2 separate regions of the Mus musculus genome follow, and region 2 is linked to region 1. A link is a loop called in an ENCODE intact Hi-C map of the cell type or tissue named here. Cell type or tissue: left cerebral cortex. All regions are shown on one strand. Each heading gives the region's core, and the rest is flanking DNA. Links, peaks and the distances in the headings are about the cores only.

The links. Hi-C counts contacts between places; a loop is a spot of excess contacts. Peaks named below come from ENCODE experiments on the same cell type or tissue, not always from the same donor. Only the 100,000 strongest peaks of a DNase experiment are listed, where the experiment ranks them.
Region 2: a loop joins it to region 1, with 5 times the contacts of the local background. A loop is called at or near these places in 2 of 42 quality-filtered maps.

The regions. Positions count from the first base shown.
Region 1 is chr14:40,302,263-40,309,955 of GRCm38, reverse strand. No RefSeq gene overlaps it. Among named protein-coding and RNA genes, the nearest start is that of Gm24388, 120 kb to the left of the region's middle. In left cerebral cortex, for the core only: no CTCF peak of the experiment used is centred there; DNase peaks (open chromatin) are centred at 1,441, 1,928 and 3,426; H3K27ac peaks cover 317 bases.
Region 2 is chr14:39,673,350-39,681,042 of GRCm38, reverse strand. The region is part of intron 2 of 1700109I08Rik (RIKEN cDNA 1700109I08 gene); the gene reads right to left. Among named protein-coding and RNA genes, the nearest start is that of 1700109I08Rik, 22 kb to the right of the region's middle. In left cerebral cortex, for the core only: no CTCF peak of the experiment used is centred there; DNase peaks (open chromatin) are centred at 2,549 and 3,263.

The DNA of each region.
Region 1 (7,693 bases), core at 1,274-6,273:
AAGCCAGCATGGATAGAATTGGTGATATATTTGCAATAGTGCACAAATGTGTTGACTAGAATGCAAGGAGCACCATGTACTCTCTCCTTCAACAATGATGATTCTCTCATCGTTGTCTTTGCATATTTCTTGTTATATTTTAGACTCTGCTACTTCAATACTTAAATGTTGTAGTTAATTTAATTTAGTTGCATATAAATTGGAAGCTCTTCTATACTATTGGCTTAGATAATATCCAAAGACTTGGACTTAATATGTTTCCTTAAAAATCCTCTGAGTGTCATTTTCACATACGAAAATCTTTCTTTATCTATAAGCAAAAGAGTTCTACATCTCTGAGGTTTTCTAACCCTGTTCATAGTAAATGGAACAAAATATCAATATTTTTAGAAATATTACTTTGTTTTTTATTTCGAGATAGGGTTTTTCTGTGTAGCCCTGGCTGTCCTAGAACTCACTCTGTAGACCAGGCTGCCCTCGAACTCAGAAATCCACCTGCCTCTGCCTCCCAAGTGCTGGGATTAAAGGCATGTGCCACCATTGACCGGCTAATATTAACTTTTAAGCATCTGGGCAGTCTATTAATATCTATTAACATTTTAGAAAGTTCAGACAGGTTCAGATATGAGAAGTTCATGAACTTGTATATCATATATGTTCTGCTTTTATGCTAGGAAATTTAAAATATCAGTAAAGTTCAGGCAACAAAAGCATTATCCAATGTAACTTATTGACTATGCTGCTTTTCTAGCAAGTGAAGGATGTCTAACTGATACTGAAACAAAATTTCAATTTTCATCACAATGCTTGCTTATCAGTCACTAATTACTCATTTAATGTTTTATTCACTCACAATATACCTTATATTTAGTTACAAACGTTTATAGAAATTGCCTTTAAAGAAGTGGGACAATGGATTTCTGGAAGATCAAGTGTAGACACTTGCATATCAGAATGTCTTCACTGCTTAGTTGTGTGGTGATTTTATATCTTCTTAAATGTTCCTTAGCCTAAAACGAGAGGGCAATATAGTCTAATTAATCTTTAAAATCCTGTCATTTGTGATATGTACAAGGCTTGGCAAAACAGCTCGGAAGTATCTTTTCCTCAGAGGCCAGGTGGTTGCTGCCACTATATGTGCTTGCCCAAAACCTAAGTCTGGATTTGTCATAAAATACTGAGAAGAGGAAAGAGAGGCAGACAGCACTGAGCCCCGCTGTGATTCATATCATGTTTCCAACGAAAAATGTGTTGATAGAAAGGTCAAGGAACAGGAGGAGACTGAGGCTGAAATGAGAAACCGAGATGCACACAGCTCAAACTCTTGCTTCCTTTACCTTGAAAGGGAACATAAGGTCTTCTTTGAAACAGTAGTTCTCCAATCACCCACACCTTGTTGAATCCAGGATGCCATGCAACCAAGCACCCACCAGTCTGCAGCCTTCTGTGCTGCCCCACGCAAAATCTTAACTTCCCACTCACAGCTGTTCTCCCATCATGCCTCACAGTCTTTAGCAACACACTATGTGCCCAAGGTATGGGCTTAGATGAAAGATTCTCAGAATACAGCCTTCCTTGCAATCATCTGTCAAATCTGTTAAATATTCTGAGGTATAACCCCAATATCCCAATAGCTTTCTCTGGTGTTTTGGAAGTGGTGTCCTAAAGAATAAATATTTGACACTCAGAGAGGACTTGAATAGTCAGCTCTCGGACTGTACAAAAAAAACCCCATAACAAACAACAAGCAAAACCAAAACAAATCAAAAAAAAAAAATCCCAATGACCAACCAACCAAACAAACAAACAAAAAATCTCTAACAAAGTTCCCATGTGTTCTTAGACCACACAAGAAGTCTCTGAGCTTGTCACTGTGTTTGTGACATCACTACTTTGAGTTCTTTTCTTTAGCACAAAGATGATCCTGCTATTTTTAAACCATTCCATTTTTATGGTGCAACACATCCCACAGCTTTTAAAATCTGCTGTATATGCTGTCTTATATGTATGTCTATATATAATTATACATATGTTTAAATAATTCAATCCTCCTTGAACACTATATTAATAGTTTAATATGTAGCATGTTTCTATTTATATGAAAGTGTCTATCTGTGTTCCCATATGCCATATACTTTGCATGAAAAATTTAAATTATAATATGCTTTTATTTATCAAAATATATTATATAGATGCATAGAGAACTTTATGTATTTACAGTATACACAGCATATTATATTCAACATTTATTTAATATGCATTATCTTTCACTTACAGATTGGTAGGTTTATTATAAATACAAGAGAGAAAAAGCAATTATGGAAAGAAAAATGAAGCAAATACATTGTATCAATGTGCCAGGGACTTTAAAGATTTATCTCATTGATCCAGTATGTCATTGTATTAACTCTAACAAAGCTCTTCTGACAACAGTAGAAAGTAGGTATAATAGCACATCACGGCTTTCATAGAGAGTGACCACATTATTATCAGAGGAGAGATAAACATGAAATTAATCTTCTCTGGGAGCTTGTATGTGGCTTTGCTTAAATTGGTCTCCTTTGTCTGATTTTTAAGATAAGCATGCCTATGTGTGAGATAGTATTTTAGGTATTAAAAGCCCAATGATAAAATGGACAAAAAAGTCATTGCATATATAAAATCATACTATAGTTAGGAAATTAAGATGTAAAGGAAAGAGTAAATCAGACAAGAAATGATTCTACTTGTAGAGGGCAGAAGGGAGCCTGGCAATGTACAATGGAAAAGATAATGCAAACACTTCCAAGGGCCTAAAAGTTGTTCACTTTGTCGAAGAATAAAATGATCAGAAGAGAGGTGATGAGGAATCTGACAGGTTGAGAAAAATGGGCATTTTTGTTGTTCTGTTTTTTTTAACTTACACTTCAATCAGTAGTAAGTTTTTGAAAGGACAATTAAGAGGTTAAATCAGTGACACATGTACAAGGCTGCTGACTGCTGTGCTGGACTGAATCTCACCAACAGGTGAATGGATAAACACTGTCAGCCATAATAGATACTACTCAACAATAACATGGACCAACAAAAATGAATCTTAAAATAATTATATTGAATAAAAGAAGCTATATATGTAAGGATGTAGATTGTAAGATTCCATTCAACTAAGTCCAAAAAAGAAAGTAACACTTTTCATTCAAATATTTAGCAGTGGTATAGTATATACAATGGACTTTTGGTTTAGCCATTCATTCAATGCTGTTAAGCACTGGTAATCTTCCAGGCATTCTACTGTCCTCAGCCAAGTGAAACGCATCAATGAAATCACTAAATCTGGTTTAAAAAACAATAGGTCCTGAAGCAAATTATAATCTGAGACTCAAGAGCTGGAAAAGAACAAAGCAAGTGAAATGAGTGGGAGGACCATTTCAGAACAGAGACTACATACTCCATAGCTGTGAGAGTACAACAAGTCTAGAGGATGAAGAAATACACTGCGAATCTGGATTCTGGGTCAGAGAGCTTGTAACGAGAAGGAATGGGTCTCTCAATGTTCGGAGAGTTAAGTCTCATTTTCACTCTCATCTTAAATCAGATCCAAGTGGAAGAAGTTTCCTCATTTGAGCTATGTTTTGGTAAATCTCTGAAGTTTTGTAACAAATGACCACTTATAGTAGAACCTGGACACAAAGAAGATACAATTTCAGTTATTTTCACATGAGATAATGGTAATAGCAAAAATAATTCTGCTAGAAATGGAAAGCTGCATACATTTTAAATATATGAAACATACTTCAATATATTTGATAGGACAGTTAGTTGCATTGACTGACAAAGGGAAAAAAGATGTTTTGTGAGAAAATTCAGGATGATGCAATTTACTATTTGTGGATGTGAAGACAATCTCATAGTCAAATGCATTTAGAATTACCTAGGTGACATATACTGTGTAGGTCTGTAAGGGTGTTTCCAGAGCAGGAAGGAAAGACTCACCCTGAATTTGTTAGGTACCATCTTACAGCCTAGAATTCCATAGTGAAGACAAAGGATAAAAGAGGAAGCCAATGGGGTACTAGCCAACATCTCTTTCCCTGCTTATACACTCTTCCTGCCTGTAGAAGCAATGTGACCAGCTTGTCTGTGGTCTCTCCACTGCACCTTCCCTGTCCTTATAAACCTTCAAACAATAAACTCTTTCTTCCTCAAGTTGCTTTAGTAAAGTATTTTGTCACAGTAAGAAGACAAATAACTAAGACAGCAGTCATGTGACCAACAACTTTATTACATTTCTCAGCTGCTCAGATGTTTCCCTCACTTTCCCACTTGTATTAACATTTGAGGTTCATTAATAAGATTTCAGTTCTTCCCATTCAAGAACAGGATTTCTTCTGCCTCCTGCCTTCTACATATTTATTCATGTGATTTGTTTTGGTAAATTAAGCAGAAGCAGAAGTGATGTGGACTACTTCAAGGTATGAATTTTATGTGTCTACACATTACTTACCACATCTTTATAATATTATTCCAGTGGTCATGTACAGAGATTGAAACCTCCATTGCTCTAAATTTCAGAATGTCTCCAATGCATTGAAGACTTGATTCTACTACTGAGATATGTTCTCCTCATGTTTGGCACTCTACTCATCTTCTCTTCCATGCCTGGAAAATGGAATCAACACAGATGCCTATCAATTGATGACTGCATAATGAAAACATGGTCTATATACACAGCACAATTTTCTTCATCTATACATAGAAATAAAATTATGAAATTTATAATTAAAGGATAAAACTGGAAAATATATACTGAGTAAGCGAATCTATACACACAGAACAAATGTTGCTTGTTCTCATTAAAACATGACTTCTAGTTAGGATTCTCTAATTTTGTGTCCTTCACCCTGAGTTCCTTTGAAGGCCAGCAGTCTAGAAGGAGTATGTTAAGAGGAGGATGCCTTGAGGTAGTGATACTATTCCCTGGAATAGTTCCATAGATTCTAAACATCCTATACCACAGAGACTTGCTCTTGTAGCTAGGAGATGGAATCAACCAACAAATGGATAATGACAATGTGGTAAATATATACTATGAAATACTGTTCAACTGTAAAGAAAACTAAATCATGAACTTTGCTGGTAATTGGATGTAACTTGAATAATCATATTGAGTAAAGTGACCATATTCTCTCTACAGGGTGCTCCTAGGTCCAAATCTTCAGATGAAAGTACATATCCTGGAATACCTACAGAAACTAGGGAAGTTAAAAGGAACTGTTGCCTGGATAGAGGGTTGGGAAAGCAATAGAGAGGGGAATAGAAGGTATGAGAGATTTTATCTAAAAATATGAAAAATGGGGAGGCTGTAATAAAGGAGAGAAGAGATGATAAATACAGGAGAAAGAGAGTAAAATAATAGTAAGGGTGTCTGCAAAAGTTAAAGAAATTATACTATTAACTATCTACTTAAGTAAAACCATAATTCACACAAGTACATTTATAAATATCCACATACAGTTTAAATTAAAATTTCTTATCTGAAATGACAGTGCTCTCTCTAGTAGCCAAAAGTCATATAACAAAAACCCAACACCAGGCACAAGAATACCTCTTGTGAGTTGTTAGGATTATCCCAAAGACTCCCAAAATATAACAGGATACTGCTATTATCCTTACCTTTCCTCAAGGCAAATGAAAAGGCAAGTCTCTATTGTTGAAGACTTCATACACTTCAAAATCAGCATTCAGAGACCCCGAGCAGAGCTAACCTGAAAGCTTCCTTTTTGATGACAGGCTTTCATTGTACTGTAAGGTGATTGCAAGTTTCCAAAAGAACAAACAGTCCTCCCTACCTATGTCAACTATGAACCACAACTCTGCCCGACTTGGCATGGTAACCCCAAGGGTACAGTAGTAGCTCTCATACCTTTGTAACAACCAATAACTCTCTAATTGGACTTCAGATCTGCTCAAAAAGAAGGAAATTACACCTGGTACTAGAAGCCCAGTCAACCACCCATCACCAGAGAAGTCATGAATCTTGGAGGAACACCTACAAATGATATTTTATTAAAGCAACATGACCTCCAATTATATTTTAAATATTTCTTCTTATACTCAAAAATTAGCATACACTTCTCATCAAAGAAACTTCCCTTTTCAACAGAGAACATTACAGAAAATCATGACCAATCAAAATGGAGAATATGACGTCTAAATCCAATGGAACATCTACAAAACAACCTCTGAACTTAAGCTAAGGGATTGCTGCACAGAAGGAGCATAAAGATTGTAAGGGTCAGAGGATGGAGGAGTTTGGTGTGAGATTGTGTGTCATAGCAATATCAGAAGCTACAGCCATAGAGTCTTAACTTTAATATGACTGTCTATACATGAGATGATCAAGAATAGCAACAATAGACAAACTAAAGTGGACGGGAGAAAAATTCTATATGAAGAAATATGGACAACTAAAAATACAAAAAGAAATAATCTTTCCCAGGGAATTTATAGGTTTTTAAATAAGAATTCCGTGTGACTGGTTTGGGATAATTCCTTAAGAGATGGTCAGGGAAAACCCAGACCCCAAACAATACATACTCTTACTGTTCCTATTGGTTGTTAACCAGAACTAGACAAGTTAGCCCTGTTTTCGAAGACACCACACAATTTGTTTACATGATATAAAGCAGGCAGAAACTGAGATGGAAGTTTCCCATTTCTGGCTAGCATTCATAAACTTGAAGATCCTATGCATGACACCAGAGGAGAAAAGTTATAAGGAGCTTTACCTCACTGAGAACCTAATAAACTCCAATACCAAACTGGCAGGCAGAATGTGGCAGCTTATGTAATCATGACATAGAATTTACAACCACTTGATAACTGGATTTGAGGCCTCATCTATAGAAGTAAATCTCTACCTAATACAGTAAATCCACTCAGATCCTAGTACAGTAAATCCTTGGGTGGGAGGATCATAGGCTGTGGGGGAGGGATGCTTAATTTTTAGAGGTAAATTGAAATAATGTCAAACTATCTTCTAAACATATATGTTCAAACCAGTAGACAATCAGCACTCTTAATCTTAATCAGCAAAGTGTTTCTTTTTAATGGGTGACAGTTAATGAGAAGAGACTTCTAGTTGAACAAAGAACTAAGAATAAGTAACAGTTGAGTGTTTATACATAAATAAGACATTTATCATATCTGTTCTGAACATTTCTCCAGAAACATTGTAATATAAGCATGGAAAGAATGTAAAAACCAGAAAAGGACTGGAAAATATCATCTTCTGGGGAATACATAGACATTGTAACCATGAAGTCTCAATAACTACAGACGATTGCACAAATCATCAACACAAGAAGGGACCCATGAACAGTTAAGCAAAAATGGCCCTCACAGATGAAATAAAAATGGTCTTCACAGCTGAAATATTCCCTAAAGACAGATTCATGGAAAGATAGAGTTATTGCCTTTAATTGTTACTGTTGACTCCACCAAGTTACATCAGATACTCCTGATCTAGTAGCTATACAGATAGCTCTGGTTCACCTACATGGGTCACATAAAAAAACAAAACAAAACAAAACAAAACAAAACAAAACAAAACAAAACAAAACAAAACAAAACAAAACAAAACATGAATCAGGGAAAGGGAACAAAAAAGTGTGGGAATCAAAGGGAATCAAAGAGTTGATTTTGGTAGAAAAAA
Region 2 (7,693 bases), core at 1,200-6,199, 630 kb after region 1:
GATACAGAAAAGCCGATGCCATGGCTCCATTCTGAATCTCAGAGCCAGGAAACTAGACCAGCTGATAAAGTTAGTTCCTCATAGCGAGCTGGCAGGCCAGGGAATGAACCAAGAGCTCAGAGTAAGTCTGAAAGCAGAAGAAAACCAATTTTCTACTTCAAAGCAGTTCTAGTCAAACTTTCAATTGAAATGAAAAAAAAAAAATCAATTAGGTAAAACAATCAATTTTACTAAATCTAAAAATCCCAACAGTAATCTCATCTGAAAACACTCTCACTTATAAGTCCAGGATAATAATTGACCCAGTAACTGGACACTACATGGCCAATCAAGTTGACATATACATTAACCATGGTAAGCTCAGCTTTTATAAATTGATTTCTAGACTCGATACTGATAAAAATCTATGCTACTTTTTTTGTACAAGTTTGCTAGCTGATCCAGCTGCTTATATGGGAAAGCAAGGTAGCCAGAGTTAATAAAACATTTATGGGAAAAAAGAAAGAAGTTTGGAGAAAGTAAATTACCTAATTTCAACCTTAATTTTTCTATAATACATAATTTTACAGCAGCTCAAATGCCCTCAAATGAATGAATAGATGAACAAAACATAGTGTACTTGTATAATGGAATATTTGTTGTCAATAACTAAGAAATTAATGTAAATACACAGAGAGAGCCAGAGACAGCAACAGTGACAGAGAAAAACAGAAAGGCAGACAGATGATAAAGACAGATGATAGATAGACAGACAGACAGACAGACAGATGAGAGTTAGGTAGATGACAGATGAAAGATAGATGATAGATAGTACCCTGTAAATGTACTAAACTAAAGGTGATTATGGTAAACAATAAGGTACATGATTTACTTTTATAAACTCTTCAGAGTAGGTAAGTCTTTACAAACAAAATGAGAGAATGTGTGAAGAATGACACATAAATTCTAATAAGTATACATGCGTGTGTATTATAACTTACATAAAAACCTGTGGATATCAAAAGCCATTAACTTATATCATCTAACTGAATGTATTCTAAGGTACATGAATTGTATGTCAATAAAGTGTTACCCTACTTTTGCTTACAAAGGGGAATTAGTGATAGCCTGATAATCAGTGCCTTCAGACTTCAAGATATGCAGGCACACATGACTGATCTAGCCTTGGGGAGAAAAGTTAGTTCTTTTTACCTATCCATGAATTGGAAGAGTCATACTCCTCCGCAATGCCAAGCCACAGGTAAAAAAAAAAAATAAGTCAATATAGCTACTACCAAACTGCATCCTCCTTTAACCTCAACACCTCTCAGCAACCATGTATTACAACCTTGTAGTCTCTGGTATGCTAAGAGGACAGCATTGGATTGCCATTTGTTTTCTGTGCGTCTAGTAAAATGATCAATTCTGGATGGATGAGTGCTCCTACAAGAAGGGACTGGTCCTTATTAATGACCAGTTTCTATGGGATCTACAGAATGAATCATAGATTCCAGTACTGCTGAGGATAATACAAATGTGCTCATCAGGATATTTCAAACCAGTATCAGAGTGAACGAGGTCAGTAAAGTTCACCAATGTGTACCCAAGATAATTCAGTTTGATACCCTGTATGGAATGGAAGCCAGTTCTGTCTACTTCTTAAGACTACTTTTTTCAGTAACCTAGTTAAGACCTCAAATCAATGTCCTTCCTATGAAATCTCCTATGAAACTTCCTGGACAGAAGCTCCAATGGTGGGAACTTGGCAAACGTTCCATTCTCAGGCTCCACTCTCTTTGAATAAGCAGGGTTTTTTTTTTTTCCTGGATATGATAATAGGGAGCAGTACTATTAGCTGGCAAAGTTTAAGACCTTTATTTTCAAGGAAGATGTCGAGGAAAACCTGTATTAAAAATGTTAAGCTCAGTGCTGTCCTTCAAGGACTAGATCATCTTTGTCTAATGATGACTTAGGCAGCCTAACAACTTCCCACTGGTGTTGGAATATTTTTATTAACTAGAAGTGTAACACGTAAAGAAAGTCTCCCAGTCTGTATTAAGAATGGAGACAATTCTGGGTGGCTGAGATTCATCAAGGTAAAAAAAAAAGAGCCCGTCCCTAACTCATGCTTAGAAGTGGCAGACTTAGTACAATATTTAGTATATTTTCAGGCTGAGCCAAGAAGTGAAAACCTATACACTAATGCCAAAAAGCTTCCAGCCTCCACTTTAGAAGGAACAGGTTTTTATGTTTCCAAAGAAACAGAAATAGCAGGTATGAATCCTACCTTGAACTATATCCAGTTCTAAGTCTCCAGGATTAGAAATGTCCCAAGGAAAATAGAGAAGCCTGTGTGGTCACCAAATGAGAACACAAAAGACCAGGAACATCTCAACATCTGCAAGCTCACAAAGTCCCACAGTCTTGTTGTGTAATGTTAAGGAGTGGATTACTTCCCCTCCTTACCAGCACATGTACATTAAGTGGAGGCAGAGACACAGATTTCTAGTGTTTAAGAAAAAAATAAGCATGCCCCAGGGTGACTCAAAGTCACAATAGAAAACACCTTCCAAGGAAGCCCACACAGCGTCTCCAAGTTAGAAAGAAACGCTATTTTAAGCTAATTCTTGGCTAAGTGTATGAGTGCATCTTACAGCTAATGTATGAGTGCATAAATACATGGCCATATGTGTCACTGTATCTCTAGAACTAAAGATGGAATGGTATACAAGACAAGATATAGAGCACATCAATTATGGAGTTTCATCTACAAAATGAAAGCCCAATTGAGGAAAAAACAAGAAATGCCCTGGAGGCGGGTCCATTAAAAGTGATAAACTAAACCAAGAGACATATAACAATTAAAAGGCAAATAGTCTTAGGTAGCACTGCTTAATGGACCAGTCATAAAACCATAAGCAGGTCTACTTAACCAGTCCACTCTCTGACTTGTTTTGGTGGAACCTTCCCCTTTCCACCCCCCCCAACCCCCACCCCCCCCCCAAAAAAAAAGATTACAAGCATTACTGGGTGAGAAGGAGGCAGGACTTCCAGGTAGGGGAAGAAGAGGGAACTCAGGAGAAAGGAACTTGTTTTTGGACTGTGGGAGGAAGGGACACAGGCAGAATGTAGGAAGCTGGTGACAGTTGGTTCATGGAGGATCCGCCCACCAGAAGATTTCTAACATAGATTAGTTTGTAAAATTAAGATGCTAGATTCCGTGCCCAACGATTGTGTCATCTGTTGATTCTAAACTAAGATTGAGTAGTGTTTTCCTTCATGTGGCGTCTCAACTGGGTTGCAGAGAAAGGCACAGAGGCAGAGCATGGTGTGCCAGAGTGCACCCCAGCCAGCCACAGGAATTTGGAAGCACGGGAAATAAGTGGCAACAGCCAACCATGGGAAGTTAGTGAGCCAGGAGCTCCGGAGAAACAGAGCTGGCGTGGGTGAGACAAGCCCTGGCTAAAAGGAAAGAGTGTGGTATCGACCTGTCAGCTGGGCTTGAGACAGACTAAGGCCGCTGCCTAGCCTGTGATGGCATGGGATGCTTTTCTCAACATTTCACAGGACAACTTGTCTGCTAAGGAGGAAGAACCAAGAGCCTTCAGGAGGGTGTGACATTTGACTGTTTAATTTGTTTTTGCAATCTCCATTTCAAAGTCCCATTGATAATCTTGCTTTACAGCCCCACTGCTGGTACCATTTTGCATTGTTATGGCACTGCCAAGTTCATTAAGGCATCTAACAAAGGTATACACATTAAATAGTTGTTCCCTAGGTGGTGCTGTTGGGACTTGCAGCTGACCTTTAGATGGCAAGGTCACTATGAGGAGGTCCTTGAGCAAAGGAGTGGACCCTTATGTGTCACTTGCAGGCCTTGCTCTCTTCTTTCTCTGTCTCAACTCTAGGTCTAGCATGGTGTGACCATAGGCTTTTCCACCCTTTCTCTTTGTTCCCTGGAATAATGACTCTGAGACTTCATATGTATGAATAAATGCCTAAACCATAAGGCTTGGCTCAATTCTGCTAGCTCATAACTCAACTATCTCATTTAAATTAGTTCAAGTTTCACCATGTGTTTAGTTACCTCTCCTCAGGTCACTCAACTGCTTCCTTCAGCATTTGGAGTGAATCTCCCATGCCTGACTATTTCTCAGAATCCTATCTCTCTGTCTTCTGGATGTCCCACCTTCTAATCCAGCTAAACTCATTGGCCATAGACTTCTCATTGACCGGTGGTGATTATACACACTATGTAAAGAGTCTTTCTACAGCACAGTGGTGATGTGCCATCCAAGTCAGAATAACTGTACCAATCATGTCAGATTGGGACTAGCAGGAGACTTATTTGATTGAATTTTCTAGGTATTTGATTAAAAATTCTTGAAGTCTTCCAATTAAAGCTGAATGTGTAGGGACAAATTCATGCTGGAAAACAAAGGTAGATGTCAGCCAGAAAGACTAATGTATATATGAACATTTAGGGGAAAATGACCAAACGTGAAGAACATTCCCCTTATTTTATGTCAAAAGGACACCTTGGATAACGAATAAAACTGCTGTTAGAAGTAGTTCCACTACACAGGAATCCAAGATTTTCCAAATAAAAGCAAAAGAGCTTAACTACTCCCAAATGATTCTACAATGAAAATCTCACAATTTAAAAATATTGTATTAGGCAGGAGGATTGATGTGGATTTACAATGAGCACTACCTGACCATTCTGCAAGAACAACCCTGTGTCACTTTATTTATTTACCTATGTATATAAAATGTCATTTATATGTAATACATAATATATAATTATATATTTTATGTAGATGGAAACTCACAATCAAACTTTTTGAGGTATTAATTATAAAATTTATTAAATTCTTCCAAAAATAAGAAAAAGCTCTTATACTTGAGGCAAAAGTGTTCAAAAATATGAAAGAAGACACAGAAAAAAAAGAATATATTATAAAAATAACAAAGCTGAAAGTTTCTTCTTTGAAATGCAAGCAATTATATCTACATATCCAGACATACAGATATGTATCTGTGTTTGTATATATGGACACACATATATGTATATACATACACATATATGTACATGTGAACATACACATATGCATCAGGAAAATATGCTACCATACTATAGATTCCAAACTGAGGGTAGAAGTGAAAGGATCTTGTAAAACAATTTCTAGCAATAAATATTCAAATATAAATCAAATGAACTATTTTCTGAAGAAACCACAATTCATAGATGATGAAAGGATCTTAAAGTTCTAAATCTAGAAAGAAAATGGAATGTGTGCAAACCACTTTCAAGATCCACTGGCCACTGTGTGGATTAATATTTCAAAATTTTAAAAGCAATCACACGTAAGATGTTAATATATCATCTAATAATGTGTATTGAAGAAGGGCAAAGTGGGTTTAACAATAAGTTCATTGTAATTATTCATATCAACAAGTATTTGTAATATTGTGCTCAAATCTCAAGCTATGAATGAGATGGCTTCTGAATGATGGCTAGTGCAGGTGCTTTCTCAATGGATGGACATCATAGAGTTTGCACCCACAGACTCAGATGCCGCATTTCAGCTTTTATTTCAGCACTTATAAGGCAGAAGACTCTCCATGACTTCCAAGCAAACCAGAGCTAAATAATAAGTTCCCCATCTCAAGTAAATAAACACAGCATGATATGATTATAAAATATATAATGTGTACATGTAGAATAATATTTATGGGTTTATCTATCCTGATGACAATACTATGTTGCATTATAATACAGTATATAAAAAGTAATAGTAGTAAGTTTAAATCATCTACCATAGTTCTTATTAGGAGGGTTATTTTGCAAGTCAAAGTCTTTTTGAAAAATGGCATTCCATGTGTTTAGCTGGATTGACTAAAATGATAAAAATAAAGTGTTAGAGCAATTGAGCTTCTTTACTTTCACAATCCACTATTGTAGTACTTCTCCCCTTTAACATTTCATGAATTTCTTGTAGGTTTTTTTTTTTTTTTTTTTTTTTTTTTTTTTTGGTCAAGTGTAGAACTTTTGCTTCTGTGACTATAGAGTTTAGCAAATTTCAATACAGAGTCTCAGCACCTTGTTCTAGATAAATATTTTGGCACTCCTTGATATACTAGCAACACACTGTGGGTACAATCAATCACTCCTGATATATGCACCAACATGAATCAGCTCAAAATCCTCATACTGAATACAGAAACATACATACAAAAAACAAATCACACAACAATAAATAACACTAAAATAGAGATTAAAACAAGCAAAATAAATACAAAAAGATCGATCTAGAATAACAACCACAAATGTAGTAAAGAGACCCTACTGGAAAGTAGCCAGAGAAAAGTTTCTTGGAAAGAAGATATACACGTTTCCACCTAAGTGATAAGTACATGAAAAATACGTCTGAAAAAGCAAAGGCTTCAAATATACACACACATATATATATATATATATATATATATATATATATATATATATATATATATATATATATATATGATATACTCTGGTAGTCTGAGTCAGAAATACCCTCCATAGGCTCATATACTTGAACAATTAATCTCCCCTTTGGAGGCGCTGTTTAAGAGCTTCTAAAGTAGTTTGGAGGTAAAACATTACTAAAGAAGCAAGTCGCTACAATAGGCTCTAAGGGCTTATAGACCCACCACACTTCCTGTTCTTGCTTTCTGCTTCCTGCGAGTATACACAAATATCCTCCACTAGTTTTCAGCTTCTTCTTTCATGCCCTCTTTGTCATCATGGACTGAAATATTAGTGCAAAACAAAAGCCTTCTTCCCTAAATTACCTTTGTCAGAGGGTTTTATCACAGAATCAGAACAGTAACTTATAAAAATAATTTATTAAATATATTTCATGATAGGCATAGCATTTGGGTTGACATGGTAACAATATTCACTATAGTGGGGATGTACACTAGGAAAAAATTCTCTGCAGTAGTTTGATAATACTTTCACTATTAGTCTCTAAATCTGTAGTTATCCAAGGGAAATATGTGGATAAAGTAAAAAAATAACTTGGCTTTCTCTCTAAGTTATAGTTTATAATTCTAACAAGTGAAGCCTGGACCTTAGAGTCTTCTAGTTAAATAGTGTTATTAGTACCTAGTATTAAATGATGCATTTTTAAAGATAAAGAGATAAGAGATTGTTCTATAGGTGTGTGTGGTGAGGTGTGGGGGAAGGAGATGTCTCAGTGGGCCCATGCCAAGGCATCCCTTCACCCTGAGGGACCAGCCACACAGCAGTATGGTATAGAATAGAGTTTATTCAGGGTATGGGGAGGGGAGTTAAGAGGGTAGTAGAGGCAGAAAAAGGCAGAGAGAGGGATAGAGTAGAGAAGTAGAGGCCAGCCATGAACATATGGAGAGGGGGGGGGGAAGGAATGGGGAAGTGATGTGGGAAGGGAAGAGCCTAAGAGGGAAAGAGAGAGGGGAGGAAAGGGGCAAGCAGCTCCTTTTATAGTAGGTCAGGCTTACATGTCTGTTGCCAGGTAACTGTGAGGAGGAGCATACCTGGTTGTTGCCAGGTAACTGTGGGGTTTAAACAGAATGCTAACACTAAACCTTGTCAAATTACCATCATCTCTATGTCTAACTCAAATACAGTCATGCAAATATTGGTATGCAATGAAATCCAATACAAACTATTCCAGTATTTTGAAAGAAT